3 separate regions of the Mus musculus genome follow, and all the other regions are linked to region 2. A link is a loop called in an ENCODE intact Hi-C map of the cell type or tissue named here. Cell type or tissue: heart. All regions are shown on one strand. Links, peaks and the distances in the headings refer to the core of each region. The heading gives the core; the rest is flanking DNA. Region 1 holds the start of Napb (N-ethylmaleimide sensitive fusion protein attachment protein beta). Region 2 holds the start of Gzf1 (GDNF-inducible zinc finger protein 1). Region 3 holds the start of Cst3 (cystatin C).

What was found. A loop is a pair of places that touch in the nucleus more often than their neighbours do. Peaks named below come from ENCODE experiments on the same cell type or tissue, not always from the same donor. Only the 100,000 strongest peaks of a DNase experiment are listed, where the experiment ranks them.
Region 1: a loop joins it to region 2, with 3 times the contacts of the local background. A loop is called at or near these places in 7 of 42 quality-filtered maps.
Region 3: it touches region 2 in a loop (3.0-fold over the local background); 7 of 42 quality-filtered maps call a loop at or near these places.

What each region holds. Positions count from the first base shown.
Region 1 is chr2:148,726,553-148,736,686 of GRCm38, forward strand. It overlaps Napb (N-ethylmaleimide sensitive fusion protein attachment protein beta), which reads right to left and starts at 5,868. Exons shown (of 11, transcript NM_019632.3): 1 at 5,714-5,868. The coding sequence starts at 5,811. In heart, for the core only: a CTCF peak has its summit at 5,888; DNase peaks (open chromatin) are centred at 5,219 and 5,949; H3K4me3 peaks cover 1,484 bases; H3K27ac peaks cover 1,223 bases.
Region 2 is chr2:148,677,001-148,687,134 of GRCm38, forward strand. Gzf1 (GDNF-inducible zinc finger protein 1) reads left to right here and starts at 4,120. Exons shown (of 6, transcript NM_028986.3): 1 at 4,120-4,215; 2 at 6,594-7,968; 3 at 9,514-9,608. The coding sequence starts at 6,611. Gm46771 (a long non-coding RNA gene) reads right to left here and starts at 3,944. Exons shown (of 2, transcript XR_001783505.2): 1 at 3,825-3,944; 2 at 3,278-3,445. In heart, for the core only: a CTCF peak has its summit at 4,580; DNase peaks (open chromatin) are centred at 1,041, 2,581, 4,051 and 4,651; H3K4me3 peaks cover 4,217 bases; H3K27ac peaks cover 3,790 bases.
Region 3 is chr2:148,871,163-148,881,296 of GRCm38, forward strand. It overlaps Cst3 (cystatin C), which reads right to left and starts at 4,350. Exons shown (of 3, transcript NM_009976.4): 1 at 3,991-4,350; 2 at 1,655-1,768; 3 at 560-881. The coding sequence starts at 4,215. The coding sequence ends at 798. In heart, for the core only: CTCF peaks have their summits at 4,363 (motif pointing left) and 8,141; DNase peaks (open chromatin) are centred at 4,409, 6,069, 6,379, 8,189 and 3 weaker places; H3K4me3 peaks cover 3,540 bases; H3K27ac peaks cover 6,561 bases.

The DNA of each region.
Region 1 (10,134 bases), core at 1,050-9,049, 50 kb after region 2:
ACACACAAACAAACAAAACAAAACAACCCATGTTAGTGAAAGAACTGGGCTAGGGAGACTCTCAGTGTTGGGAATGACAACACACACATCTGTAATCCCAGCACCGTGCAGGTGTGGAGCCAGGAGTACTGCCGGTGTGTATGCTGGCCATCAGCCTTCTGCCAGGTTCAGAGAGATACATACCCTTTCTCAAGAGAATAAAGCACAAAGTGTTAAAGGAGAGACATTTTGCCATTCTCCTCTGGCTTCTGGATGTTTGCACATATACCACAAATGTTGAAAACAAACCAAGAAAAGAAATGAAAATACACACTTACAAACCCAACAGTTTCACTCTAAGTGTAGCTACACAACCCATAAAAAAACATAGGAAAAGAGAGAAACACTTAAACTCATTTTCTAAGATACCTACAACATCAACATTTCAACCTCATAAAGGCTATATACAAAGAGTCACAAGTAAGATAATTCTAAATAAACTGTGTAAAAACAGATTTCAAAAGAGCTTGTTAAGAAAGAAAGAAAGAGAGAGAGAGAAGAGGAAGGGACGGAGGGAGGGAGGGAGGGAGGGAGGGAGGGAGAGAGAGAGAGAGAGAGAGAGAGAGAGAGAGAGAGAGAGAGAGAGAGAGAAAGAAAGAAAGAAAGAAAGAAAGAAAGAAAGAAAGAAAGAATAGTTTGTTACCGTTACTCTGGGAGGCTCAAGCAGGCAGAAGGATCACAAATTTGAAGCCAGCTTGGGCTATAGTAAGACCCTCAAAGCATCTCAGAGGAGTTTATTCCAAGAACGAAAGGACAGTTCAACAGGAACCCACCCACTAATCAAGATATTGGTAATTTAAAGGAAAAAAATAATTTTTATCTCCACAGATATTGCTAAGGCTTTTCAAATAAAACAATGGCCCTTGATGAAAAATACCCAGTAAAACAGGAATTCTGTTCCCTACTATGAGAAATATGCCTTAATTCAAATATTGACTAATTAATTCTATGTAAGATTTTCATTGTTTTGATAAGTTCTACATGAAAACAGAAAAGTTAGCATTCTGAAATTTTAACTCCCACCTTGAACTTCCTGTGAACCGTGTGAGCTGCTGACAATTTTTTGAATGTAATACTATCTTCTCATCAAATCAATGAATACAGTTCTGAAGGCCTAACTGTATAAAGTCCCCTATGATTAGGATAACACTGTGATCTGGTGACATGGACACCTGTGGTTTACCCCATTTTTTTTTTTTTTTGCTGTTTAAAAAAAAAAAATGCCAGTTTGGGGGCGGGGAGCGGTCTTAGAGTTTCTATTGCTGTGAGAAGACACAGTGATCAAAATCAACTCTAAGATGGGAAAGGTTTATTTGGCTTACACGTCCCAGGTCCTAGTTCAGTGATGGAAGCCAAGGCAGGAACCTGGAGGCAGAACTCGAAGCAAAACCATGGAAGAAGACTGCTTACTGGCTTGTTCTTCACGGCTTACCCAGCCTGCTTTCTTATCTAGCTTAGGACAGAGTCCTGTGGGCTGTACCCTCCCACTCTGCATTAACAATTAAATCAGGAAAATGCCTACAGACCAATCTAGGGAAACATTTTCTCAACTGCAGTCATCTTCCCAGATAACTCTAGCTTGTGTCAGGTTGACATAAACAATCAACCAGGAATTATTTGTAATCATAAGTGTCATGAATAATTCTCATGAAATAAAAAATAGTTGAAAAAAAATCAGAAGTACAAAATCCCAGAATTACAGATTTAAATGACATGTATTATTATTTTTCTATAAACAATTATCCATATCCATATCTTAGTTCTTAAGTTATAAGAAGTATACATAAACACGCTCATATGTCTTACACTGTAAGTTCATCTTCGTAAGTAACCGAGTCTACATTTACTCTCCTGTTTTTGAGACAGGCTGACATGAAACCCAAGATCCTCCAGCTTCAGCCTCTAGATTACTGGGTGAGCACATTCATGATTTTTTTTTTTTTTTTGGTATTATTTTTCCTATTCTTTTTGTTTTGTTTGGCTTTTGTTTTGTTTTTGAGATATTTCTCTACATAGCCCTGGCTGTCCTGGGATTCACTATGTAGACTAGGCTGGCCTTGAACTCACACAGATCTACCTGCCTCTGCTTCCCGAATGCTAGTATTTAAGGTGTGTGTCACCACATCCAGATGATTAATGACTTTAAAAAAAAAACTGAATTTACATTTAAGTATTAATCATAACTGAGAAAGATGTAAATGCTCTCTCTCAAAGCTATCACATGACTGTGCTAAACATGGAAACGCAATCTTCACTGAAATAAAAACAAGGGAACAATATGGATCTAGTCTATAGTATCTAAGAAATATCTGAATCTTCACAGACAGACATGAAGTAGACCCATGTTTAGTTGCAGTAATCCAAAAGGATCCTTCATTAAATTTACACCGAGACCACCTCGTTTATTAACCCTGAGATGAAGGAACATTGAAAAGGAACCATCAGGGGGTTGAGAATATATCTCAGTGGCAGGATAAACGTTTGCCTAACAATGTACAAGGCCTGGGGTTGCATCCCTAGCACTGCAAACAAACAAACAAAGGAAGGAAGCTCAGAAACACTTTCCTATCATTCAGTAAGTACGGCTTTCTTCAGTGTGCTCTGTGCCCTCACTGCAGGTTCCCCTAGTAACAAATGGAGATAGCAAGGAGGTCTTTGCACTTGGAAAGTATCCCATTGTCAGTCTGGGCAGCTAAAGATCCTTCTAGCCGTTCTCGGAGATGCTAAATTAAACTTTGATTAACTACAAATGTCCACAGCTCCACTCTGGCAATGCACTAAGTGAAACTTTGACTTTTTCAGTGGTGGTCTTACACACTGTTGTGCTCTTCAGAAAAAGTGAGAATTAATTTGACGGCACAGCTACAAAGAAAACAAACAAACCAAAACCAAAAAAAAAAAAAAAAAAAAACAAAAAACAAAAAAAACCCAGACAAAAACAGTTACTCTTTAACCGGGAATAAGACAGAAAACCAAACAGAAGTAACATTGGTTGCAGGCTTGTCTGCATCCTTTCAAATGGTTTTCTTGTAGGGAAGCTGTAGCAGCTTCGCTGGGGGGATAACTGTACTCATGCACGCCTCCCTCCCTCAACCTCCAGCTACCAAGCTGAAGAAGCTTCCAATAGACTCACTCTCATGGATTTCCTCGCATATTTCCATCTAAAGCAACAACAGAAAGGCAGAGTTATGTAACAATACTGAGAACAAAGTATATCACAAAAGCGGTGTTTGGGATACAGGAGATGGAGTCAAGCTCCGCTTTAATCTGCAGTTAGGAGATTAACAGTCAGTGACGTGAAACATCTGCATTAAGCCAAATGCCTTTTTAAATGTCTGACACATCCTTAAATCATCACCTGTCCATCTCTTAAGCAGGAGCGCCGATGATACTTGCCATGATTAATTCCCTGTTAACTTGAGAGTCTCACATGGGGATGGATAACACTACCGTAAATGAGGGATAGAACCAAAGAGGGGTGGGGCAGGGCAACGTGTAAGGTGATGACAGATGCTTGCAATAGCACACCCACAGGACCATTGTAACTAAAAGAGAAATAGGTCTAGTTTGGGGTTTCAAATACTTATATACTTATAATGGATCATATGAAGTTCTACATATTCTTCTCCTAAGCTTTCAGAACCAAATATGACTAGAAACCTCCCAGTCCTGAGTGCAAAGGACACTTAACCTGGCTAAGACTCTTAAGGTATTTATTCATTTAAGCTAGTGACCACACTTTTGGCTCTGAAATCCCATAAAACTCAATCCATCTGCCCTTCTGCTTCTTTGATAAGAGGGACTGCCAGCTCTGATAAGTATGTGGATAATCATGCCACAGCCATTTCCAACCTCCACAGGTCTAAGTATTTTATAAACTCATTGATTATTAATCACAAGACACACTGGATTATAGCAGAAGAAACTGAGGCCCAAAGAAGCAAAGCTAACCTTTTCCAAACCCCACGGTAACAACCTGGACTGCTGTTTCTAAGTGACTCCACACAAACTGAGCGTGGATGGGAAATGAAAGTCTTCCTACCTGGCCTGCCACTGACAGGGCAGCAACGGCCCAAAAGATGTTTCTTCAGAAATAAAGATTCCTCAAAATCCTTTCCGATGAGTGTCTCAAGATTTGACATAGTTTCCTCAAAACAGTGCTCCTCTTGACCAAAATTAAATGTCCATAACTGGCTCAAGGAAGCACATCCCGATGTGGAATGTGTATTAACATCATCTCCCAAGGTGAGCTACTCTGCCATTAAATTTCACACAGACTGAATGCAATCCAGTGTGTGTTTTGTGACTCAGACAAGAATTAGTCTTTGGCACTTGCAATGCTCCTTGTCCCTTTGAAAGAGGAAGCAGTATCTATAACTTACACCTACACTTCCAAGCTTCATATTACATGAGAAATTTAAGAACTAGCAGAGACAAATGCCCTTAGGGGTCTCCAAGCATGGTCTCCTTCTCTATCTTGGCAGACCATGGTACCATAAACTGTATCAATGTGACTCTAAGCATTTCCTGGAGATGCAAACATAATGGGGCTCAATTAAACTATTATATAATAATTAATGTAATTAGTAGTCAGATGAATGAAGTAAAAATAAAAGTCAAAGTTCACTGGGTACATTTTCAGCACTTAAGTGTCTATACTGAATTTTTACAGAAACTGCGTCTCACAATGCAGCAGTTTAGTATGTACCTCTAGTCCCTCTCGATAATTAAAATCTGTTCTTGGTACAGATCTTTCACTTTCAAATGGGAGAAAAAAAAGAAGAGGCACACGTAATTTCTACCGCTGTCATAAACAGCTGAATCATTCGCATAATCAACAGCCCAGAATTCTTCCACAAGCTCTCAGGGCAGGTTTTGCTTTTTGAAAGCTCAGAATGTAAACCAAACCCTTCCCTACCAAGATATGTAAGAATTAACAAAATCACGGGATTCCCAAAGGATACTCTGACTTTAAAAAGGAGCAATGTTACATACAGTTCATCAAACGGGAAGCCTGAACTACGGATACAAGTCACTCTGGCAAATGAAAAACACACCAAGGAGGATATGATTTCAAGGCCCTTGAGCCAAGGCCAGCGGGCAAGTGCCCGGGATACAGGGGCGCAGACTTCGCGCTCCCCACGAGCCACCAGCTGCTGCCAAACTCCAGGTTGAATTCCAGAACCTCACAGTCCTGGCTCCCCCGGGGGATTTACGGGCCCAACCAGGGGAAATGAATAAATCTGGTCCACCAGGAGGGGTGGCATCCTTGAAGAGGCAGCTTGGCGCGGACCCTGGAGCTAGCACCGGACCGTTGGCGACGCATGGGACTTGGGGGACCACAGAGATCTCCGAGGACGCGTAGGTGTTCTGGGTTGTTTAAGGGTGCCTGGGGATTGTGAGCTAGAGGTTCTCCGGGTGTGGGTGAGGGGTGTCCAAGGCCTGAGGATCCCCAAAAGGTTCTGGGGCTTGCAGTGTGTGCTGACTGGAGAGACACCCCAGACACGGCCCAAGGGATGCGATGAGGCCCTGGATGCTACGGGACCCAAAACAGAGCGTGGGCCACTGGGAATCCCGTAACCCTAAGCAGTTGCGCGGGGTACTCTGCGGTGGCAGCCGGCTGGGCAGGGGATCGGGCACCAAGACCCCTAAGGGCAAGACCTCTGGCGCTCACCCGAACAACCCTCGGAGGAAAGAGTGGGAAGCCTTCACTCGCTTCTCGGCCTCCGCCATAAGCTGGACCGCTTCTCGCTCCTTCCCTGCGTTGTCCATGTCACCCGCTGCAGCCAAAGCCTCCTCTGCTGACTAGCTAGGCTCCCGGGACGACTTAGCCCTCCCTCCAGCAGGTGCGGACACGCAGGCGCGGCACGCGTGGCCTTTCGGGATCTGTAGTCCTACATTCCACCTTAATGCCAGTTTGTCAGAGACCACAACTACAGTTCCCAGCAGGCTGCTGGGCAGGGCCGGGCGTTCTCCCGGACTCCCTGGAGGAGGGGGAAGGGGCGTGGCCTTCTGGAGGGGTCTTGGGCCTTGGACCCTTGGAGGTAGACTTCAAGGTTGAGAGAGAGAAAGAAAGAGAGAGAGAGACAGAGATAGAGACAGAGACAGACAGAGAGAGGGAGACAGAGAGACACTCTACAAGCAATACTGCAAAATTTAATCTAATGCAGCAGTTCAGCTCAATTTAGTCAACCATGTGGTGCCCCACCTCCCAACTCTGCCAGAAAAGCAGCAACAGCTGGCCTAAAGAGCTATTTTTAATTTCTGACAGCAAGACATTAAAAATGCATCATCATCCCCAATATAAATTCAGAGTTGATTTTAAGCGTCCCCAAACTACAACTTTCCATTTGGTCCTCTTGTTTAAAAATGGATTGCATATCTTTCCTGTAGGCACAATCTACTCTTGTTATTGACTGAATTCTATTAAATGGCTATAAGCCAGTGAACTCTCTTATGCTTTACATAATGCTGGCTATAGTGGGTGGATCTTGACAAAATTCCTGTCTGCCAGGAAGACTTCTAATCTACTAAATATCCATAGATAGATGCAATCCTGTGCCAGTGACTTCTAGGCCTGTCCCAGAGGGAGGTGTTTTTTAATACAATGTCTAGACCATTTATGCTTGGCAGTGCTACTTCTTAGGTGGTGCAGCAAATAGAATTACTGCCAAATGAGAGTTTCTGATGATTTAAAACTCTTCATGAATACGCTGTAGGAACTGGCAAGCAGAATTTGTCTAAGAAAATGAAGCCTGTTTTCAGAGAACATAGCAAGAGCGTTTAAACTCCTGGAAACAAGCTACCAAAACTGATGTCACAGTGTGGCATGATCCAACCATAGCAGGATGCTCTCAAGATAGAGGGGAATATCGGCTCTTGGTGCATAGTTTTTTTTACAACTACTATGAGCTTGTTTTTTTGTTGTTGTTTTTTTTTTCACTTTGGAGAACTGATTTGCAAGTTTGGAGCAGGAGGGTAGACGGAGGTAGGAAATTGGAGGTGGCAGTGGATGTTGGATTGAAGAGAGAAAAATTGCAAAAAGTGAACCAACATTGGCATTTGAAAAGGAGTCAGTTGGGGAATTTGGTGGATTGAGTCAACTCCTAAGCATCATGGGCAGCAGCAGTGTGTTGATCAGAGCAATTCCCAACCCTGGCTGAATGGAACAACTCTGCAGGATAGTCAAGAAATATTGATCCCTCTGCCACTAGTCTTTGGTGTCCAGATCTCCACTCTACCCTATTCTGGAGTTAATCATTCTAAATTCTAAAGCTTTGGATGAAAAGGAACCAGAATACATTCTCCCAAAGCACACCTCAAAAACCAGACATTTCACTCATCTGCCTTTAATGGATGCTCATTCATTCAGACTGTGGCACCTACCTTACAGTGGCTCTGGGCACATCCTATTCAATGGACATTCCGGATACATTCAAGCTGAGTGAATACAAAGAAGAGTAGATTAGAAGGTTAAAGGCCCACTCTCCATATCAAACAGTCCATAGAGGTTATCCCACCCAGCAGGACTCAGTTATTCGTGGGTTCGAGGGGGACTGCAAACCTGGGCGGAAATGGGAGGGAGAGAAAGGAGAAGCCGAGACCAAGAAGGGATTCCTATCAAGGTCTCAGTTTATTAGGCAGAAACAGTGGTTCTTAAAGCATACATCGAGGGGAATAGGGAGGGATTGAGGGGGAATTAACAAAGAACAAAGAAGTGGGCATCTGGGGACATGAAGGCCGAAGTCAGGCTCCAGGTGGCAGGCATTCTTCGTCTTATCTCCGGAATTCGAATCCTCCTTAACAGCCTTGGGTGTCAGTCCGGGCTCAGCAAGTAACTCGTGTCCTTGGATGTCATGGGAATCAGGAAGAGATAAGGAAGAATTCAGCTTTTACAGCCTCAGGTGCCAGAAAGGGAACAGGGAGAAGGAAGTGATGAGCAGCTCCTAGCACAAGGTCATTTGGCTTGTCAGGGTGGGAGACTGTGAAAGGCTTTTTCTCACGGTATGGTCTCCAACATAGAGGCATGACTGAACTCATCTGAAATCCCCAGTTCTAACAGAAAATGACGTTCGTGAGTAGAGGATGTGGCCATCTGCCTGTTGCTAGAGTTGTAGGTAGAGTAGGGCCACCTTTTATAACCAAGCCTCAACAGTAAAGAATGGTGTGACACTTTTCTACACCGAAGCAAAGAGGTAAAGCTAGCCTACATACAGGGAGGGGAATTGGATGATATTTCTTGATGAGAGGGACTCAACCTTGTTTATTTGTTTGCTGTTTTGTTTTGTTTTTTTCTGGGACAAGGTCTCTCTGTAATACTGGTTGTCCTAGAGCTTGCTACATAGGCCAGGCTGACCTTAAAGGCAGTTTTAAGCCACCACAGATAGGTTAGAGGAAGTCAGTCAACAGCCTGGTCCACCCTGGTAGTGCTGACCATGTTGTATGTCTGGAGACCCCCAAGCTGAGAAATAGAATCACCTCTGGTGACCCTTCCTACCCTAAGGAGTCTGCTAGGGTATCAGCCCCCTCTTCCAGGACATTTACCTTAATTTCTCTTCTGCTTTGAGAAAATACTCTGCCAAAAGCAACTTAAGGGAGATAATAATCCTGACCCACAGTTCAAGGTCTTGGTCGATCAGAGAAGGAAAACTAAGGTGGAGGAGCACCAAGCATCTGGTCACAGTATCTACAATAGAAACAAGGGCAATAAATGCTACGCTGCTCCAGTGTGGGGAGCCGCCCTCACATTCGCCGTTGCAAGATGGAGCTGACATCCTGTGTTCTAAGTGGTAAACAAATAATCTGCGCATGTGCCAAGGGTAGTTCTCCACCCCATGTGCTCTGCCTTCCCCGTGACGACAACTCGGCCGATGGGCTGCAGCCAATCAAGGAGTAATACGTCCTAGGCGGAGAATAATTCTCCTTAAAAGGGACGGGGTTTCGCCATTCTCTCTCTTGCTCTGGCTCTTGCTTCTTGCTCCTGAAGATGTAAGCAATAAAGCTCTTGCGCTCTTGCGCTCTTGCCCTCACTCTTGCTCTCTTGCGCTCTGGCTCCTAAAGATGTAAACAATAGAGCTCTTGCTCTTGCGCTCTTGCACTCTTGCGCTCTGGCTCCTAAAGATGTAAGCAATAGAGCTCTTGCTCTCTTGCTCTCTGGCTCCTGAAGATGTAAGCAATAAAGCTTTGCCGCAGAAGATTCCGGTTTGCTGCGTCTTTCCTGGCCGGTCGCGAGAACGCGAGTAAGACTCCAGCACTACCTGTTCTCCTCTCCCTTGCCTCTCATATAGCCCATTATCCTATCTGTGGAATGGTGCTACCTACAATGGGGGAGTCTTCCAGTTTAATCGGCACAATCAAGATAATCCCCCTTAGGCCACACCACTCCTAAAACATTGTGCTTTACTTTAATAGGCAGGAAAAACAGAGCTTATCCAGAAGGCTTTTTAACCATAATCATGAAAGCAATGCATTCATAACTAGAAACTAGTTAATGATGTCTTTTATTAATTTTCAAAAGACATTCAAAGCAATATGAGTTTGTGGGAGAGGTGAATCTGTGTGGCAGGTGTGTGTGTGTGTACTGGGGGGAAGTAGCTTTTCCTGCTAAGTAACACATGCTATAAATATCCACCCAAAGGACTTTATAGATATGATTTAGCAGTTTCCTTAAATATATCCTATTGCTTGTACCACAAGTTTCTGATCCATAGAGACATCCCCCAATTCCTCTTTCACTTTTAACATATGCATTCCCATCTAAACTTAAACTTAGACGTCTTCAAGATATAGATTTGTAGTTTATATTTCTTTGAGCTAAGGCTTTAGGACATCAGCTAAGAGGGAACATCTTTGATGCAAAGCACTCAGGAGACATGACTGTTATTGTTAACTACCAATAGCTGAGCACATTAGATTTATATAACTCTTTCCCGTGGAGCATAGTTGAGTTGTGTGAAATTGGGCTTTCACAAAAATTTTCACATCTGTCTTGCAAATGAAGGGAATTGCTCTTATCTGGAACACCCTGCCCCCAGTTGAATTAAGAGAATGCCAGCGGTACTTCATGACCAGTGGGGAAGAGCTGAGGTTTCGATG
Region 2 (10,134 bases), core at 1,020-9,019:
ACAATGATGTTGACCTCCAGGTTCTTGATTTCCTGCCACTCTGGGGATGTATGAATATGAATTAACACGGTTCTCAGAGCTTTGCTCAATATCCATTCCACAATCCACTCTAATTTCTCTCTTGCTAGCATCCTCCAATTCAACCTTCTGCTCTCCCCCAGGTTCTTGTCCCCTACACCCTACCCTGTCAAGGTTCCCTCTCCCTCACCCCCTCCCCCATCCATCAACCCACCTTTTCCTTTGCTGTTCTTATCCCTGCCCTACGAAAATGCACTCCACACATAGGCCACAGGCAAACACTCTGCAGTCAACACTAGGCTCTCTCCTGTTGGACCCAGCACACATAAGGACCTGGAGAAAGTACTCAGCAAGAAAAGAGGTACCTTTTTCTGTGGCAGCCACATTTGTTTTTAGAACAATAAAGGCAACGTTTGCTTCAACCACAAATCTTCATTTGTAGTCTATTTCAAGTTCCCTTTTAGAATGTCTGCTAAATTGAGAGGTCTGGGTTCTGCTCTAACCTCTATTTTGCTTTAACAAAGACAAGATTTTTTGTTTTTTTAGTGCTACCTTGTTGGAAAATTGTGAAAAGTCTTTCCTTCTAATTTTTTTCCTGGGTGATTACCAAAAACACTTGTGTGAAATGGCTAAAGATGGAGTGTATATGGGAGAGGGGAGCGGTTAAGTGATAATGTGCCCAAATTTAAAGCAGGTAAAGACTTGTGGCCTGTTAAAACTCAACTCTCGAGCTGACCCATAATTGACGCACTGTAAAGTAAACACACTGGCTGGATGTTGGTGCCTGGGAACCGCACAAGAAAACTCGCCCACGACAACGCCGCGTTGTTTCCCCGTCAACTCCCACGCCCGCCCTGTTCTTTCTCATTCCTTGCCTCCGATAGCTTCCAGCGCGGCCGCGTGGTAGCAACTGCTGCTCTGCTTGGTTGGATGTCAGGACCGCACAGCCTCTCACTTCTGGGCTAAGATCACTATAGCGCCATACCTTTAGGACTGGGGTGGGGTGTCACGTCATCACCACGCGACCACCCAGAGCCAATTACAAGATGGTTCCCCGGGAAACTAGGCGGCAAGCCAAGAGACCTGGGCCTCAGTGGCTGCCTGAGTCTCCCAGTGTGAGGGACAAAGCGCTGCGGGATATCAATCCAACAGTGGTTGCGCGCGATGGAGAATTTGACCCTACTCATATTCTAATGAGAATTGTTTAGTAGCATTCTTTATCTGCTGGTGATTTCTTGTTGGTGAGGTTTTGGCTCTGTGTTGTCTTACCATTGCTTGGGGATAGTTTCAGTCCCTTGGCACAAAGAAGTGTATGGGTCAGATATGTAGTTCTAAAATCCGGGATAATCTGAAGAAAGGGTAAAGCAATGATTTACCGAGGGGGGATGAAGTGAGGTCAGCAGAGTCAAGCAGGAGTCTGAGCCAAGTACAGGGGGCACAAATGAAAAGTGGTGACCAGGATTTAATCCAGACTTTAGTTACATTGGTGTAGAAGAAACTATGTGATAGAATTGACGTTATAAAAATGATTTACTAATAGATTTTTCAGAGAAGGCATTAAATCACACAAGTGGAATTTAGCTAAAGGAGTTACCTCCAAAACACCCCCAAAGATAAGTAGTAGTATATTAATCAGGCCTGTTAGAAGAAAAAATTAGGATGTTAGGATGCTCAAATGTGTGTTCACCACAATTGGCTACAGCCTTTAGATCCATCCCCAAAGACATGTGTAAAAGGCAGCTCAAGGTGTGTGTGTGGGGGGGGGGGATGCAAGATTACAACCATCATTAAGTCCCCTGTACTGCCCCTGGGTAACAACCCTTCAACAAACAAACAAACAAACAAAACAAAACAAAGCACCAAAAACCAAACCAAAACAGTGCTACAACAAAACTGGTGTACTTAAAACAATTCTGACAAAATGTTGTATCTTTGCTGTGTAAATCTACTATTTGCCTAAGCAGCCAGACTTTCAGTCTCCTTTCTCTGTTAAAATTGTTCAAAGTGTAACCTGGGGCCAGAACCCAACAGGGACTTAAGGATGAAAGCCTATGTAAATGCATATGCTTAAAGCAAGCTAATAAAACCTTCCTTTGGTTGCGCCTTAGCTCTAGTTGGCCAGGCACTTTAGCCTGGTAGCTACCCACTGATGTGTGTAGATATATAAGTGTAGATAAATGTTAAGTGTTGCAGCTCTGAAGTGAAAGACTTGCCCTATAGAAATGTCACTGCCTGCTCTGCTGGGGAGACTGGGAGTCTAACAGCTGTCTGTTCTCTGTTCTAGGGAAAGTGTTACAGCTCACTGCACAGCAAACCTCACATAGATTTCGTTAGAAAACTCCAGGAGTAAAGCTGCCTCTGCTCCAGGCTCCAGGGAGAAGCAACAACAGTGAGCTGAATCATAGACCGGGGGTGGGGGATGGGGGGTGGGCGGGCGGGAGGAGCTGTTATACCGGATTTCTTAGGGGAGGAGCTTTTCAGGGCAGAGATTTCCGGGGTCAGGATTTCTGGGATTTCAAATCCTGAGCTTGGGGAGCTCAGCGATTGGTGAGTTTTCCTGCTCAGGGATTGGTGGCTTTTCCCCCACACCCCTTTTGTTCACTTGGCCCATGGATCTGGATGGGAAAACTATCCATGCCTCAGGCGGCTTTGGCTGAGGTGACATCTCCCAGAAGCCAGTAGTGGGAGACAGAAGAGGAGGTGCGGTTGTCAGGGCAACTCCTAATTGCCCCCCACCCCCACCCCACCCCCCTGCTTAGGAACGACAATATATACCTTTCCACCAGTCCAACTAAATGCACTCAACTTTCATCCCACAGAAATGTCGGGGCCCCTTGCTGGTCCAATAAAGCAGTCTCAGCCTGTTGAGCTAGAGTTTAAATACTTCTGTCTCATTTTTCGTACACATAGATTTCCCTTTTGAATATGCTCAGTTTATTCACACAAACACTCCCTATAATACCATGCTATTATAAAGATTAAGGGACTCCCAGCTCAGGGTTGGTTCATCAGCATATCGAAGCCTGCTTGGCTCATAGGAGCTGCCATGTGGTTGGCTCCATAACACATCTTGAAAACATTACATTATTTCAAATCACACAAAATGGTTTTACTTATATTCCAAACTGGGTTGTAAATCGAGATTTCATTCTTCTGTGTAGCAAAACAGTTTATGGCTTATCACACACACACACACACACACACACACACACACACGTGTATTCCAAGATATAATCATCAATATCTATTGAAGTCATAGTTTAAACTAACTTCACCTTGTAAGAACTTTTATTTCAGGTAATTGGCTTAATTCAGTGGCTAGATCGCCTCTTTGCAGCAGGAGCTAGTTAAAAGAACAAGGCATTTGGGAAGTTGAAGGAGCTATCAATCTCGTGGGCATTTCTACTTGAAATAGCCGGCTTCCACCCTAGAGAAAGACACGGTCTGTATTAAGACAGAGGCCAGTTAGTTTTCTAGAGGATTAGATATATTTTAAAGGGAGGAAAAAGCACTGTTTCGCTAAACTAAATGTTCAACGAAAGAAGTGACCAGAGACATTCTATTCTCAGCAAGAAGAGGTCTAGCTGGCTGGTGGCAGTAGGGAGGCGACTTCGTAAAGCTTTAGCAGTAGGTGGAAGCATGATCAACATTTACCGGGAACTGGAAGTGTCAGGCAGGATTTTCTAATGACCAGGTTTTAATTAAGATCATGAGTGGGATTTAAAGCGGAATGATTCAAGAAATACAAAGCTGCGCCAGCCTTCCCATCCCACCCCGGCCGTGCCCTACGCCAAGACTTGACCCACCGAGGCACCCCGGAAGGCTAGAAAAATCCTGCTTCCAGCAACCTGCTGACCAATGCCTAGCTGCGCAGCTGGAGCTTGTCCCAACTTTGTCAAATAGCTCTGCCCCCAACCACTGCGGTGTTCTGCGCAGGCGCGGCCTTGGATAGACGCTGGTGGTAAATCCGGGATCTGCTAGCTAGGGGCCCTGCTCAAACTCACGTAAGATCACGTAACCAACGGCCGGAACCGCCTTTGCAGCTGGAGGTGCGCGCGCAGCGCCTTCCTAGCCTACGGGGGGCGGAGCCCACTAGGGGGCGGGGCGCGCTCGTGGCGACCAATCCGCGGACCCTGCGGTCCGCTGTCCCTGCTGGCCTGGGCCAGGGTACGGGTCCGTGGAGGCACTGGCTAAGAGGTGAGCGTGCTGCCGACTGGTTCGTCTTCTAGGCTGTCCTCTGTCTTCTGTCCCTTGGAGCGGCGGGCTGTGGGGGATGTAGGCACAGGACGGGGAGTACGGGGGTGCGGCGGGACAGGCCGAAATGACCACGCAGGCTGGACTCTGGAGGCCGGAGGAAGGGCTGGACCTTGCCGCCAGAGTTCATTCTCCCTGCGGCTTTGGAAGATCATCGGTGGTCCGGGACTCGGGGTAGCCAAGGTGGGGTCAGAGGTGGTGCAGTCAGAGAGGCCACCGACACCGACCTTTATTCCCTGCCTGAGAGCCAGGATCCCTCTAGGGTGGGCAGGCTGCGGAGAACAGCGTCTCCTGGAGGCCTGGCCTGGGAGTCCCGACCCCGGGACTACTAGGCGACCTTGGTGAGGAGGCTAGGCCCACCCTGAGACGGCCGAATGCCAATGAGTTACAATGGAACACAGCTGTCACTAGACCTCAAATAGCCGCTCGCTATGACCGGTGTCTGCCCCCAGGGGAGGTAAACAGGGAAATCTGCTCAGGGCCTTCTTGGCTGATGGTGAAGTCGCTGCCAGATCTCCTGGAAGAACTTCGATTTCCCTTGAGGGACCAGGGCGAGGTGTTAGGAAATCAGGCTGGCCGTATGGGCATCGGGCCAAGAGGGGTCTTCAGCTTTAGTCTTCAGGCTGGGGCCGGGGATTCTGAAGAGCATTGGCCCTTGAGTACTTGCCTCTTGTCTCTCTCATACCAGTATTTCCTTTATTTAAGCTTCCTCTGTAGGTAGGTAGTGTTCCCTGTAGAGTCCCCTTTAGTCAACATGACATTCCACAGGTGCCAAATTTACAATTGCACTCTCTAGGAGTCTTTTCTGTGTTTGAGACTGGAGATTTTGGGTAGTGGTCTCTTGAATGAAATGGAGAGGCAATGGCAGATCCAGGTAGACATATGGAATCCAAGGTGATGTCTAGCGTCAGGTGAAGGAGATCTAGGAATGCTCTGGAGGGTGGAGACTTGGAGACCCATGTAAGCCTGGAAAAGGAAGTTAGATTCAGAGACAGAGGACTCTGAGAAGAGTGCACAAAGCAGAAGACAGGAAGTTGGGCTAGCATTTTGGAATCCAGGACAGGAATCTTGGGGGATATGTTAACTGCAGGGGAATAACCTTTCATTTGGTGAAGCTGGAGTTGAGGGGGTTGTTGACAAACTATAGTTGAACCAAGACGGGCATGAGGCTCCGGTTCAAGATGCCCATCAGCCAGCTAATCATACTGGCCTGTCACCCGTAAGATGAGATGTCCTTTACAGGTGTGTAGGAAGCCCACCATGAACCAGCAAAGGTCAGACAAGTTGGAAGTGTTTGCTATGTTGTGTTCCATAAAGGCTCAGAATGGCTGGGTCTTCAAGAGGAAGAAGTGAACGTCCAGAGAAGCTTCCCACTTGCTCAAGGTTACACAGTTTGTAAACGCTCTGGAACTTGAATTATTTCAGGAGAGCAGCTCAGTTTACCTGGTGTTTAAGGACATTGCAAATAAGGATGGGTTTTAAGCTATTTTTCTAGGAAGTGCTGTTTTCAGTGGTAAAAGTGATTATCAAATAACAATTTCTTGCTCAAAAAAACCCAACTAGATGTAAATTTTCCTATACTTTGGAATATGTCTTTGAGTAGATTAGAAAATAACCTTGATAAGCAAATTACTGCCTTAATGAGTTTCACTAAAGGTGAACTTATCATTTGTGCTCAGCACTGGGGGAAGGCTTGCCAGTATTGTTTTCATGAGAATATTTCTCATGAAAGCCTTTCTGGGACTTTAGAAACTGATAAGAAGTGAAGTGTAATTGGACTCTGTGTTCTATATGTGTTTTTTTTTTTAAGATCCATTTTGTTTTTAATACTATGCACATTTCTTTGTTAGGGTATGTGCAAGTGAATGCAGGTGTCTGAGAAGTCAGATCCCCTAAAACTGGAGGTAGAGCAGTTGTGAGTCACCCAGTGTGGGTGCTGGGATTAACCTTGGGTTTTCTGCAAGAACAGCATGTACTTTTCTTAGCTGCTGAGCCAACTCTTCCACCCTATCTTTGAGTAATGGTTGTTGTTGTTTTGAGATAGGGTCTCATATAGTTCCGGCTGGCCTCAAAGTTGGCCAAGATTGGTTTTGAACTCCTGTCTTCCTGTCTTTACCTTCTAAATGCTGGGATCCTACCTGGCAGTGTTGGTTATAGATACATGCTGCCACATCCAGTAGTGATTTGAATCTTTCAATGAGAAGATTTGAGTATGTTAGTTACTGTTTATATTCTTAAGAACCAATGTAACTCACATAATTTCAAGCCCTTTCTTTGGTCTTCATTCGTGAGCTGATTGAGTCTTGATTTTGTTTTCAAAGCTGCTTTTAGAAGGAAGATGGAAAGTGGCACAGTTTTGCTGGAATCCAAATCTTCACCACTCAACCTTCTGCATGAGATGCATGAGCTCCGCCTTCTGGGCCACTTGTGTGATGTCACTGTTAGCATAGAGAACCAGGGTGTCCATGAAGACTTCATGGCCCATAAAGCAGTGCTGGCGGCCACCAGCAAGTTTTTTAAGGAGGTGTTCCTAAACGAGAAGAGTGCAGATGGAACCAGGACTAATGTTTACTTGAATGAAGTTCAGGCTGTTGACTTTGCTTCGTTTCTGGAGTTTGTCTATACTGCCAAAGTGCGGGTAGAAGAAGACCGTGTGCAGCAGATGCTCGAAGTGGCTGAGAAGCTAAAGTGTTTGGACCTGTCTGAAACATGCTTGCAGCTAAAGAAGCAGATGCTGGAGTCTGTCCTTTTGGAATTGCAGAATTTCTCTGAGTCTCAGGAGGTGGAGGCCAGCAGTGGCCCCCAGGTGAGTGTGACCCCCAGCTCCAAAGCAAGTGTACCAGGGGAGGATGCTCACTCCAATGGCCTTGTAGATTCCTCCGACTACCCAATAGAGAGACTGGGCAATGGGCTCTCACCAGAAACACCATCCAAGAAGTGTAAGGAGAAACTGGACAAGAAGAAAGATGTGGCTAAGCCTCCCTTCCCTAAAATCAGAAGAGCAAGTGGGAGGCTGGCTGGAAAAAAGGTGTTTGTGGAAATCCCCAAAAAGAAATATACAAGAAGGCTCCGAGAACAGCAGAAAAGTGCTGAGGAAGCCGCAGAGAATGACAAGTGTCCTCAGGACCAAAGCCCAGACAATGAGAGGATGGAGACTGAGCCAGCTGCCAAAAGTGAGGCTTGCCCTGCTAGTGTAGAACTGGAGGAAAGCCTGCAGAAAGTGGAGGGGGAGAAGGAAGAGGAAGAAGGAAAGGACGGGGAGGAGAAGAAGAAGAGTAACTTCCAGTGCACAGTCTGTGACAAGGCCTTCCTGTACGAGAAGAGTTTCCTGAAACATATCAAGTACCACCATGGTGTGGCCACCGAAGTGGTGTACCGATGTGACACTTGTGGCCAGACCTTTGCCAACCGCTGCAACCTGAAGAGCCACCAGCGCCACGTGCACAGCAGCGAGCGCCACTTCCCGTGTGAAATGTGTGCCAAGAAGTTCAAACGCAAGAAAGATGTGAAACGGCATGTGCTGCAGGTGCATGAGGGTGGTGGCGAGCGGCACCGCTGTGGCCAGTGTGGCAAAGGCCTGAGCTCCAAGACTGCTCTGCGGCTGCACGAGCGCACACACACAGGCGACAAGCCCTATGGCTGTACCAAGTGTGATGCCAAGTTCTCACAGCCATCAGCTCTTAAAACCCACCTGAGGTGCGGCTACCTGGGAATGTTGCTATGTGGAGCAGGGCTGGCCTGCATGCAGGGATGTGGGTTCCCATGTGCTAACATGCTCTGGGCAGTTGGAGATGGTTTTAGGACTTGAACCAACATGTCTGTCTCTGTATATCTTCATTTCTCCACTGGTGCCATCTAGGACTTGGGAAATTGAGGCAATTTTTAATCCTCTTTGGAGGAGGAAGTAAGGGAAGTGGCTCTTCAACTTCTCAGAGAACCTTTGGCCCCCTCCTCCCACGCATAAGGCCAGGACACAGGAGAGCCATCCAGAATTCTAGGTGCTGTATGCCTCCTGGTAGCCTGAGGTCTCCAGGCCACTCTGTACTTAAGCAAAAGCTGGGCTATTGAAGTTCCATGAAATGATATGTAGTGCTGTAGGACACTTCCCAGTGGTCTTTTAGTTCTCAGGGCTTGGAAAGTGCCATTCAATGGTTGATCTAAGAATAAAGATCTAAAAATCAGACCACACTTTCTAACTTTTTTTTTTTTTTTTTTCTGAGACAGGGTTTCTCTGTGTAGCCCTGGCTGTCCTGGAACTCACTGTGTAGACCATGCTGGCCTTGAACTCAGAAATCCGCCTGCCTCTTCCTCCTAAGTGCTAGGATTAAATTTAGGAATTTAGCAGTATCATTTATGCTTGCTTTAATTTTTCAGAGATGGTCATGTCTTTGCCTCTCAAGTATTGGCATCAAAGGCATGTGCCACATCGTAGTTCTTCGTGTATTATGTTCTCATTCCAGACAAGCAGTTAAATTTTCTACTGTATTCTACCTTTGCCCTCTAAAGCCATGGGGGGCGAGAGCATGGTGGTTGTCATCTTTCAGTTTGCCTGAGTTCAAAGTACTTGTGTAGGAAGCACTCAGTAGATCATGGCTGATTGCTACATCATGCTGGTTGTGAAACTGAAATGCTCCTGTGTGGGTCTCAGCAACGTAAGAGCAGATTTTTTTCTCTTTAGACTGTTCATGTTAGGAAATGACAGTAAAATATTTGGTCACATGGTACTTTGTCAACAGTAATTCCTAAGGTTATTTCAAATGAGGAAGCTTTTCAAATGTTAAGTGATTCTCTGCCTTCCAGTGCCTCACAGCATAAATAAGGCCCAGGAGAGATGTAGGAGCTCTCAAGTGGGAAGTTCACTCTGGTATATGGAACTGAGTACAGATATCAATCCTTGGGTCTTGCACAGAAACTTCATGTGTGTTGGGATGTACAGTAAACCCTTGCCCCTGAGCCAGGGTTTTTTTCTATATAGCCCTGGCCATTCTGGAACTTGCTCTGTAGAACTGGCTGGCCTCGAAATTAGAGACTTCATGTCTGCCTGTCTCCCAAGTGCTGGGATTAAAGGCGTGTGTCACCATTGCTTGGCATATGGTGAACTTCTGATCAGTTCCATTAGTCATTTATCTCAGCACCCTTGGAGGAAATGGTTTTTGCATAGTACAGAGGAATTTGGAAATTGTATTGCAAAGTGACCTTTGACATATACCCTGAGTTACCATCTGAATGTTGTACTTTCAGAGTTCATACAGGGGAAAGACCTTTTGTCTGTGATGAATGTGGTGCAAGATTCACTCAGAACCACATGCTGATTTATCATAAAAGGTGCCACACAGGTAAATACCCACACTCTTGTGATTGACTGTCTTTCCTAGCTAGAGAAGAAAACTGCAGTTGCTTAGTTAGAAGTTGGCATCCACCAGAGCATCGCAGGTTACAGCTGGGCTTCAGCTTTTCCATCGAGTCAGGCTTACAGATATACCTGCTGCCTGCAGTGCTGCTGTACCTGGTCTGTGTCACTAGGCACTAAAATGGAGCACCCAGGTCTTTGATGTCTAAGGTATTTAAGAGTTGTACCCCGAAGTCTATTTTCAGGAGTCTGTCCTAAAGAATTATCTGCTATCTGAGAAAAGCTGTGCAATCAGCTCCCTTCTTGCTATGTTTAATAACAGAATTAGGAGCAACATGATGGGCAAACCACAAGGAAGTGTTTGCATAGGCTGGAAATCCATGCCCCAGCTCAAGATATGGCTCTTCAGAGGAAGGACTCTTGAATTGCATGGGCACATCTGTGCTTTCATGAATGCTTATGAATGGTCACAGTGCCAACTGTTGAAAACCTGGACAGAAACCAGGAGCAAA
Region 3 (10,134 bases), core at 619-8,618, 190 kb after region 2:
GCAGCTCTGATCTCCTTTGTGATTTGAACACAGGTCCCAGTAGCTTGGCTACTCCCCTTTACATTGGAGGACATGGGGATGGACATTGAGCAATAGGATATGAGGACTTGTATTTTATACAACCTTGTAGCCTCCCCAGATCTATGCAATCATGGCACTAAGGTGATATTAACTAAAACTCCCTACTTGTAAGTTGGAATTGACTTTATGTCTGTTTCATTTGGGTTAAATCTCCCCTGAAGCTGCATGAAAAGACTTGTGTTATATCAGGGCATAGAAGGGCTGGGAGTATCCCTGTCACCCCATAGACACCAGTGACCCAGGCCCAATAGTATAGGAATTGGTGCTGTGTGGGTTCTGGGTCTCTCTCTCTCTCTCTCTCTCTCTCTCTCTCTCTCCCTCTCCCTCTCTCTCTCTCTCTCCCTCTCTCTCTCTCTCTCTCTCTCTCTCTCTCTCTCTCTCACACACACACACACACACACACACACACACACACACACACACTTGTTTTCTGGGTTTCCTTGCTGCATTATCCTGAGACAGAAACAACTCAAACAGAGCCAAAGGAGTTTTTTTTTTTTAATTGAGCAAGGCATGGCAGGTACTGCAAGAAGAGTGGAGCCAGGGGACAGCTGTTCAGATGTGCAGAACCTGCCTGCAGCAGCTCCTTTACTGTCTCCTGGTGCAAACACACTGGCGGTGCCCTCCAGAGCCGGAGCACCCTTCTGCGAGATGAAACACTATAGGGAAGGAGCACAAGTAAGGAACAGTCTGCATGATCCTTCTAGACTCAGCCCTTAGGCATTTTTGCAGCTGAATTTTGTCAGGGAGTGTGTGCCTTTCCAGGGCACGCTGTAGATCTGGAAGGAGCAGAGTGCCTTCTGCAAAAGGGAACAAAGAGAAACAATCAGTGTGAAGCTACAGCAAAGACAAATACCCACTCCGGGATGATGGAACAAGTGTATGCAATGATGGAAGCTAAACCCTTCTCCCTTCTGAGTCCCAGGACACTTAGCAGGGTCTGTTCATCCCTATTATTGGATGGTATGTGTCCCCTTTCCTGGTTCCACAAGACCATATTCTTCAGCCCCAGCACAGCTTGTTAAGGAGTAGCCTTTTAAGGTGTGGGAGCCCTAGAGGTCAAGGCAGTGGAAAAGGCTCAGGGCCCATGAGCCCTCCACCTAAGTACTAAGAGGGCCACCAGGAAAGAAGCCCAGGCATAGGACACATCTCTAAAAGTGGCAAAGGTATAGGGAAGGATGATAAGGAAAATGTAGCTATCACCACAACCATGGTGTCACATCCCTGCAGACATGGTAGAAGAGGCACAGAAGACTCCAACCATTAAATAGGTTCTGTTCTCTTTCATGTGGTCTTGGCAGGTGGCTCTGGCTAGGATTAAAAAGAGCCTTTCTCCCCAGCAAGAATACTTGCAGTTGCTTCTAGCTCAGTAGGGATAACTGAACATCAATAGCCCAATTCCCAGGAAAAATTAATTCAGCAATTAATCATGTGCAAATAAACCCCTCCCCTATAGGGATACATATTTGCATTGGCATGAACATACATGTGCCCAACACCTGTATCCATTTATGAATCACCATTATTAACTTTTGCCTGCACGATTGCCCTTAGGCTGATATCAAGTACCTACCCTCATCAGATGGGGCTGGTCATGGAAAGGACAGTCAGTCAAATTTGTCTGGGACTTGGTACATGTAGTTCGGCCCATCTCCACATCCAAAAAATAGTTCACTCCAGCCACGAGCTACAGTGAGAAGAGCAGGATTGAACAGTGCAGTCAAGTGACTTCCACACAGCTGCCTTCCATCACAGACCCGAAGTGTTTACCTAGGACTTATGCCTGGATTCATAGGCAGCCAGAAATCTCACCCACAGACAAGCGCCCCAGGCTCTGTTGGCAATTGTTTTATTCTGAGCAACTCTGACAAGTTGTCATATGTAGCTGACTAAGAGGAGAAGCAGAACACAAAAGGCAGAAGCTAGCACTGACAAACCTTTCTGTGAGTAGGGAAGGCTGTTCTAGGAGCCTAGGTTTGTTCTCTGAGCATAAGCAAAGGCTCTGGGCTGCAGTGTGGGATTAACTCAATTCTGCTGACTGTGGCTCCTCAGGCTCAGACACGACAGCACTGGTGGAGAGCCAGCCATTCCCCATACACAGCCTAGAGAGAACATATTTATTTACCTAGGACTCCTTCCTTTCAGGGACAAGAGGACATGGGATGCTTCACACACGGGGATGTTTCAAGTCAGAGGGAAGAGCACTCTTAAATGATTTCTCCTTCAGAGAGACTCTCCAGAATTTTCTCAAGCATGTCATTTCCCTGTAGGTCTTCCATTTGCAATTTAAGAATAGCACTTATCCCTCTCCCCATAATGGGGCACACCAGATCAACTTGTCAGAAATGGGAAGCACAAACTGAGGGACATAGGTCGGGGTGGAGGGGTACAGGGCTCTGTGTATTGATTGCCCCGCAGGACCAAAAACAGCTCTGGATTTGGGAGAATGTCCTGATTTTCCTACTAGTTAAAGGAGACCTGCAGACCAAAGAACCTACAACTCCTTATACTTTGCTCCATCTGTTGCCACAATTAAGAGGTGCACTGGCCCTCAAGGTCCAAGGCAGCTGGGAAGTGGAGTTTTCTCAAGGTTGATCCCAGCAGCAGGAGAAAAAAATGGAGCAGGATTTAACTCGTTTGTATTTTCAAGAGAAGGTAGAAATGAGCTCTACACACTGGCATACAACTCTTTGTCGTCTAAAACCTGGGCTTCCTTTGGGTCAACTTTGGGGCTTTAGCAGCTCCTGCAGCTAGCTCCTCTGTCAGAGTCTAAGTCTAAGGTAGTCTGTCCATCTACTCAGTGGGTGGAGGGTGATTAGAGCTATCTTGGGGGGTAATTAGCAAAACCCCTGAGGGATATCCCGAGGATATTCCAGGGCCACAAGAAGAGGGAAGCAAGGCTTCTTAGAACAACTAGACAGCACCTTCTGAGAAGACACAAGGGGACCTGCCTGGTGACCTGCACCAACATGACAGCCAAGAAACTCAGACACCAATCTACACAGTTATGTGTCCCTTAAGGATAGAGGCTCCTTCTGAGAAATGTGCCCTGGCCACACTGTGTACAAGCTAATACGGCTGCAGCATCAAGGGGTTGTTTAGCTTTGAGGTTCACCCATCACAAACCGAGTCATGGCTGAAGGGAGCCTGACTGTGTGGTACAGGACTGATCACCACAGCTGTCTGGACCATTCTACAGTGCTACCAAAACAGCAAGGCAGCACAGGCAGTGCTCAGAGAAAAAGACAGGCTGCCAGACTGGATAGAAATGGCCCTTGCTAGCAGAGTCCATAGTGGAGACCAGCAAACTGAGACTTTGAGTGAAGGACCTGAGTGTTCGTGGGTTCCCAATTTTCCAAATGGAATCTTGGGTATGTAGAGAATGCCCTTGTTTTCCGGAAGTGTTGACTCTGAAAGTATACACAAAAATAAGTGACTATAAACACACACCCACGTACACGTGCTCCTGAGTAGAGCAAGGAGATTGGAACATGGCCAAGTGTTTACTGGAAGGATGGGGTGAAATCTGCCGTCTGTCAGAATGAGTTTCAAGTAGCGCGATTAAGTGAAGCCAGATCATTAGCAGTTGACATTGACCCCAGGCGGCTAAGGGAGGTGAGCTCCGCCCAGGGAGCGTTTGACCTACATCCTTAGTACCTTCTCTGGGTGGCCTTTTGGAAACAGAGCTAGGAGGCCCACCCGCTGGGCTCTTCTGAGTTCCAGAATAAACAAAAGATGAATGTTAACACAATGAGTAGACCAGAGAAGAAAGGAAGAGAGAGGACCGCTCCCATAAGAAGCAAAGGTGTTGATTAACAACTGCAGATGCAAACCGCGCCCTAGCTAGGGGTGCCTGGGTGGGAGCGGCCTGGAGACGTCGGGAGAGCAGGGGACAGCAGGGACACGTACCTGCTTACGAGCTCTCACCACCTGTATGGCGCGGCTGTGGTACGCATCGTTGCTGCCCTTGTTGTACTCGCTCACAGCGAAGTCCAACGCTCGCCGCACGCCTTCCTCATTGGCATCTGCCTCCTCCGGGGCTCCCAACATTCGCGGGCCTTGTTTTGGGGTCGCCGCCCAGGCCACGGCCAGGACGGCCAGCAGGAACAGCAAGGAGCGCAGCGGGCTGGCCATGGTTGGCTAGGACAAAGGGATAAAGCTCCAACAAGACTCTGAGTTGGTGCAGAACAGACGCTGCTACTCCGTGCGACTTTTACCCAAATGCGAGCGTTAGGGACCCGCCCGCCTCTCCTGGCTCCTCCTTTTCCGGCGGCCACCCTCCCTTTTCCGTCTGCCCCCTAGCGGGCCCCGCCTCCTCTTCCGAACGGCCCCGCCCTCCCTCTGCTTCAGTCAGCTGCTAGTCTGTTCTTGCCTTGTAGGTCAGATACCTCTTAAAGAGCTGCCAGATTCCCATTCCCTGCTGAGCCTCCCCTCCCCCATCCCTGCCCCGCCTCTCCCTTCCTTCTTCACTCTTAGCTTTCTGTTCTTACCAGTTCCTCTTCTGTGCCCTTTTCCACAGCTTCCCCTTTTACTCCAAGTTCCCTGTTTCATGAAGTGTGGTTTCACCAGAGAAGTTGGTCATTGCTCTCTGGACCCTAAAATGCCAGTGACATCTGAACCCTGTTTCTCCAGAAAGGAAAAGGGCAACGAGTCTTTAATTTCCTGCATCTTCAAAGTTCAGCCTCGATCACTTGATGGAGAGCAGGGTCACTATGTGGGAATGCTCGGAGCAGGGCTATTATTTCATTTTCCTGAAGGCCCTGTCCTAAGATACTTGTCAAAGGAAAATAAATTGATCTTGGGGGAGTGGGGAAGTGTGCAGCATTCTGTGTAACTACTCATTATCCTTAAAGAAACCATCCTAGGCTTCTTCCTAGACCAGGCCACTCTAGGGCCTGGAGATACCACAGGAGGCCAAGCCCCGAATGGATATTGTAACAGGCTGCCCAGTATATCCATCTAAGATGAACCCATGTGTCTTTTATGCTTCCTAGTAGACAGGTTAAAAACTACGGTATGAGGCTGGGTATGATGGCGCATGTATTTAATTCCAGTACATGGAAGGCAGAAGTAGGTAGATCTGTGTTCAAGACCAGCTTGGTCTACATCTCTGGTTCCAGGCCAGCAAGGGCTACACAGTGAAATCTTAGAAGAAAAAGAAGAAGGAGGAGGAGGGGGAGGGGGAGAGGGAGAGGGAGGGGGAGAGGGAGAGGGAGGGAGAGAGGGAGAGGGAGAGGGAGAGGGAGAGGGAGAGGGAGAGGGGGAGGGGGAGGAGGTGGAGGAGGAGGTGGAGGAGGAGGAGGAGGAGGAGGAGGAGGAGGAGGAGGAGGAGGAGGAGGAGGAGAAGACAGGGCTACACAGTGAGACCCTCTTGTTAAAAAACAAACAGACAAATCAGTGATAACAAAACCCAAATATTGAAGTCTTTAATACGTTTTATTTAACCTATCAAATGTAATTTCAATATATAATAATAACTCTTAAGGAAACAGATTATATTCCTTAATGTGTATAGTAATCCTTTAGAGTCTGTGTATATTTGTAACATTTAGGACCAATGTTCACTCAGTCTGACCCCCCTTTCCACATCTGCTAACTGCTGATGCTGGTGGCTATAGTACTGCATAAGGTTTAAGCTTTAAAGTTTAAGGTTTGTGCTAGTGGTAGTATGGGAGGTGATCAATAATTAAGATCAGATGATTATAATGCTCTGTAGAAAGTGAGATAGGGGGAGCAAGAGATGGGTGCCAGTAGATATTAGTTGAAAGATCCCTTTGGGATTCAAACAGTCGAGGAGTTCCACCTAGACCAGGGAGATAGCACCAGTCAGAGGGAATGACCCCTGCTTAGGTGATGAGGTCCAACAGGGCTTTTCTGTTTAGAAACAAGGAACACTGGCAAGGGGTAAGTTTACATAAGCAGGGAAGGGGTAGGGCCAGGACTCTAACTCTGGCAGCTGTGTGGATGCTAGAGGAAGGCTGGGGCTTGAGGGCTATGGGACAAGCTAGTGAGAGGGCAGGCAGCTGAGGATGAACATTCAAGCACAAGGTCTATTCGAGCTGCTCCCCTAAGGGAGCCTCACTGTGGGTCTGTGATTTCCCTCTGATTGGAAGGTTACATAGTTTCCACTGACTTACCAGGAGTGAGGTATTGTTAACATATGACTTATTTTATGTGTATAAAATAATTTCAATGAGTGCACACAAATTCAGCACATGTGGCTGACCTTGTAAAGTTCCCTGGTGCCTTTTTGGTCCGTGTTGGTGCCCACTGGACCCTTGCCAGTCCATCTGTCCCTGGAGGCTCATTTTTCTGTCTATTCTTGGACTTCCTGTAAACATGTAGTGAGAGCAGTGTCTGGCCCTCTGGGGCAGAAGCACCATGAGGTTCCTTTGCACTGTTTCCTTAACCAGATTCTTAGTTCCCTTTCTCTTCAGGTAGAATATATGTTCAAGTGGATACTGTGTAGGCAGACACACCCTCCAGCTCAGGATCAAGCAAGCCCATGCTCACTATGCACCACTGGGAGTAGACAGGATTGAGTTGAGTTCTATGCAGATAGCTGACTTTATTTCTTCTTTCAACCTCACTCTCTTATGTTCTGTACTTGAAAATGCCCCTGTGACAAATGAGCTGGTAGTGAAGGTATCTGGTTTTGAGAGGAACACTGGAAGGTCCTGGGCTCTCAAAGGATACAAAGAAGGATTATATTGGGGGTGGTAGGTACTGGTAACTTAGTGACATCTCTGCTCTGACCTTGGGTCTGAGCTCTGGATTAGACCCTATCAGCAGGAATCTAACAGATACTAACAATGTCACTAATGAGTATTTATGTTAAGGATTAGAATAGGGGACCCTGAGGCATTGCTATAACCTAACCCCACTATGAGTACCAGAGTAATAATGTTTATGCTGCCCTACAAGATAAAGCACCTGCGGCAAGAAAAGCAATTGTCATTTGTAAAGTGGAAATCGTTAAACACCTGTATGTGATATTTTCCTAGATAAATAGAAAAGGGGAGGCAGACTGACAGACAGATAGGAAAGAGGGCTGCATCTGGCCAGGTCTCTCTGAGCAGAATGCTGGGTAGACATTGGATTTTTCTGGGGCTCTAATCTCAGGACCATTGTTTTACAGAGAGTGAGTTGAACCAGGGAGAACCCTCCTTATCCCATCATTTCTCACTAGAAAGAAGGTCCAAGGTGGACTAATGTGGATGGGAGCATGTTGGAGAGAAGTGATATGCATGTTGACCTCTGTGACCATACTGCCTGCCATATCTCTATTATACGGTTGGCTCAGAATTATTTGAGAGAGTAGGTGACCTGTGAGTGGTACCTCTGATCCCCAAGGGTCAGACACTACAGAAGTGTACTTTCAGGAACTGTAAGGACAGCTTCCAGTTAGGTGCAGTAAGAGGTGGAAAGTGAGACAACTCTTGGGTTAAAAAGTCTGCTTATTCTTCATCTAGCTCACTTGGAGGCAGGGCTAGAAGTGGCAAAGAGATGGCAGGCTTCAGTGGTCACAGCTCAGCATGAAAGAATAGTTTGTGTCCTGGGGCCTGCAGTTTCCAGATAAACGACTGACATTCCAGACATTCTGAGAAAAGCAGGAAGCCAAGAGCTGAGCCACAGGGCTCCTCTTATAATAGGAGAACCTGAAGCTTCCCTTATAGAGTGCCTGAGGCTCTTAGAGGTTGGGCTCTGAAGTCCCCTGTGCACCCACTTCTGTATTCTCCCCCTTCTCTCCTTTTCCTATTACCAATTCATGGTGTGATGGGTGCTTCCAGGTTTTGTGCTCGAGCTTCATTGCAGTGTTAGGGCTGGGGTGGGGTTGATCCCTTATCACTGGAAACTGTGATGTATTCCATGTAGAGAGATGTGGGCGAGCAGTGTCTAGTGTTTTCTATCTGACTGTTTTACAACTCACAGGAAGGTAGATACTGTCTATTCTGCTAGTCTTGAGTTCAGGTTGCTTCTTATTCTCAGACTATTTACAAGAGTAGAGGCAGGGATGGATTTACTACAGCCTAGTGGAGAGGCATAGGGAAAGGACTTCTGAGGACACAGGCAGCTGGCTGGAGCAGCAGGATGCTCCACCCATTTTTCTGGGCTTCAGCTTACAAGCTCCCACCAAGAGGAAAACAGGATGGCTGGCTTGAGGTGACAATTCCTTTCAGGATTGATCCCCAGGTGGTCAGAAGTTCTGTCTAACCCATGAGACAGGCTGACGGTCTGCCTCTCAGTGCTGTGCAACTGAAACTTGGCCCCTTTAACAGGGTGTCAGAGAAAATAACTCCTGCCCTATCTCAGACATGCTCAGTGGATTCCTGAATTTTGGGGCTAGAGGTCTGATGTTACCAGGGCACTGTTGTTCTCCTTCAAGTGCCCTTGCCTCCTTTACCTTAACTAGGTAGCTGGATCCCGTGTGGAAGACCTTTCTTTGCTATGGCCTTCTCTATCAGGCTGTGACCTCCTGTTTTGACAGTACTAGACCGGGAGTGTTCAGGCTCAGCAGAGAGTCCTGCTAAGTGAGTTCATAGAGACTTCACTCTTCATATCTGACCATCAGTATGTAGTTTTTCATCCTCTTTCAATGTCCCTATACTGTTTTTATTAAAAATCTTAGTCCCATTATCTGGAAAGCTCTACTAATGAATGTCTTCCCAATTTTTCCATCCCTTAACCCCTTCTATTCAGCTCCTTGCCTGTAATTCTCTGCTTTTATTACTGAGTTTAGAGTTAAGGTGCTACTCTCTCCTACTTCCTTTGATCTCGTCTCCTTTGCTAAAGCCAGAAATGAAGTCCTTCTGAAGTTTAAACGAAGCTATTTGCTCTATCACTCTAGTCTTATGGAACTCACGGTGGAAATATTCCTACTTGGAGACTAGGGGAAGGCAGAGGGCAGATGGGAAGGAGGGAGGAAAGAGCAGGCTGCTGTGGAAGCTAGTATCTGGGGGCATTTTCCTTCATTTTATTATGAAATAGTTTAAAACTACAACAAGGTCATAAGAAATCTAAACATCTATATCCATCAGTCTGTCATTCATTCATATTAGACTGAATTAACTTTTCGGCTTGTCTGTCCACCTATCATTCTCTTCCTATTGTGAAATGCATTTTTCACTGGATACACTTTGCAGTTGCAGACACCAATATATCCTACTCCTAATCACTTGAGTCTACTTGTCCCTAACTACAGCTGGGTATTTGTTTGCAGTGTTTTCATTTGTTGTAAACCTGTCTCAAAATGTGCAGATCTTAAGTGCACTTGTACCAAATCTTGCAGAGGTGTACTGTACCCTGGTGCCACCCAACTCCCATGGGATGCAGAGAGGCCCTTCCCTACCCCTCCAGCCAGTTCGGATATTCACCAGCCATCCCAACAACTGATTCCATCTCTGTCATAGTTTATTTTGCCTCATGTTTTCATCACTGGAATTGTATAGTATATTGGCATTCAGGTCTGGCCCTTTTCACTTCATTGTGATGTTTTTAGAAGTGCCATGTTGATGAGCTACACATGTCTTTATATTTGATTACCATCATGAGTTTCCTTTTGCAAAGACTCTTGGGATGTTCTATCCTTGGGTTCCTGAAAAGTCTGGGCATAGCTGATCATGTCTCTTGGCTGTCTTCACTGCTCTCTCTTTTTCTTGTTTCCATTTCACTTGGAATAATTTCCTCTCCTCTCCCCAACCCCCCATTTTTAAAATCATGATACAAATTAAATCTAGAAACACTAAAACTGGAGTAAAACTTCATTTAATCCAACATTGAGCAGTTTTCCCAACTCCTCCCCCACATTTGAAAATAAAAATACATTTTTAAAAAAAATTAAAGCATTTTCATTATAAAAACAAATAAAAAATAAAAACATACAGGAGGTAAGTTACAAACATGCATGTGAATTTGTATGTGGGTATGTGTGCTCATGTGCCTTCATGTGCACACATTTGTCTGTGAGTACACATGTGTTTTAACCACACTGAGATCACGTGGAGGTTATATTTTTAATAGTATTTATTTTATTCGTTTATCATACATCACATC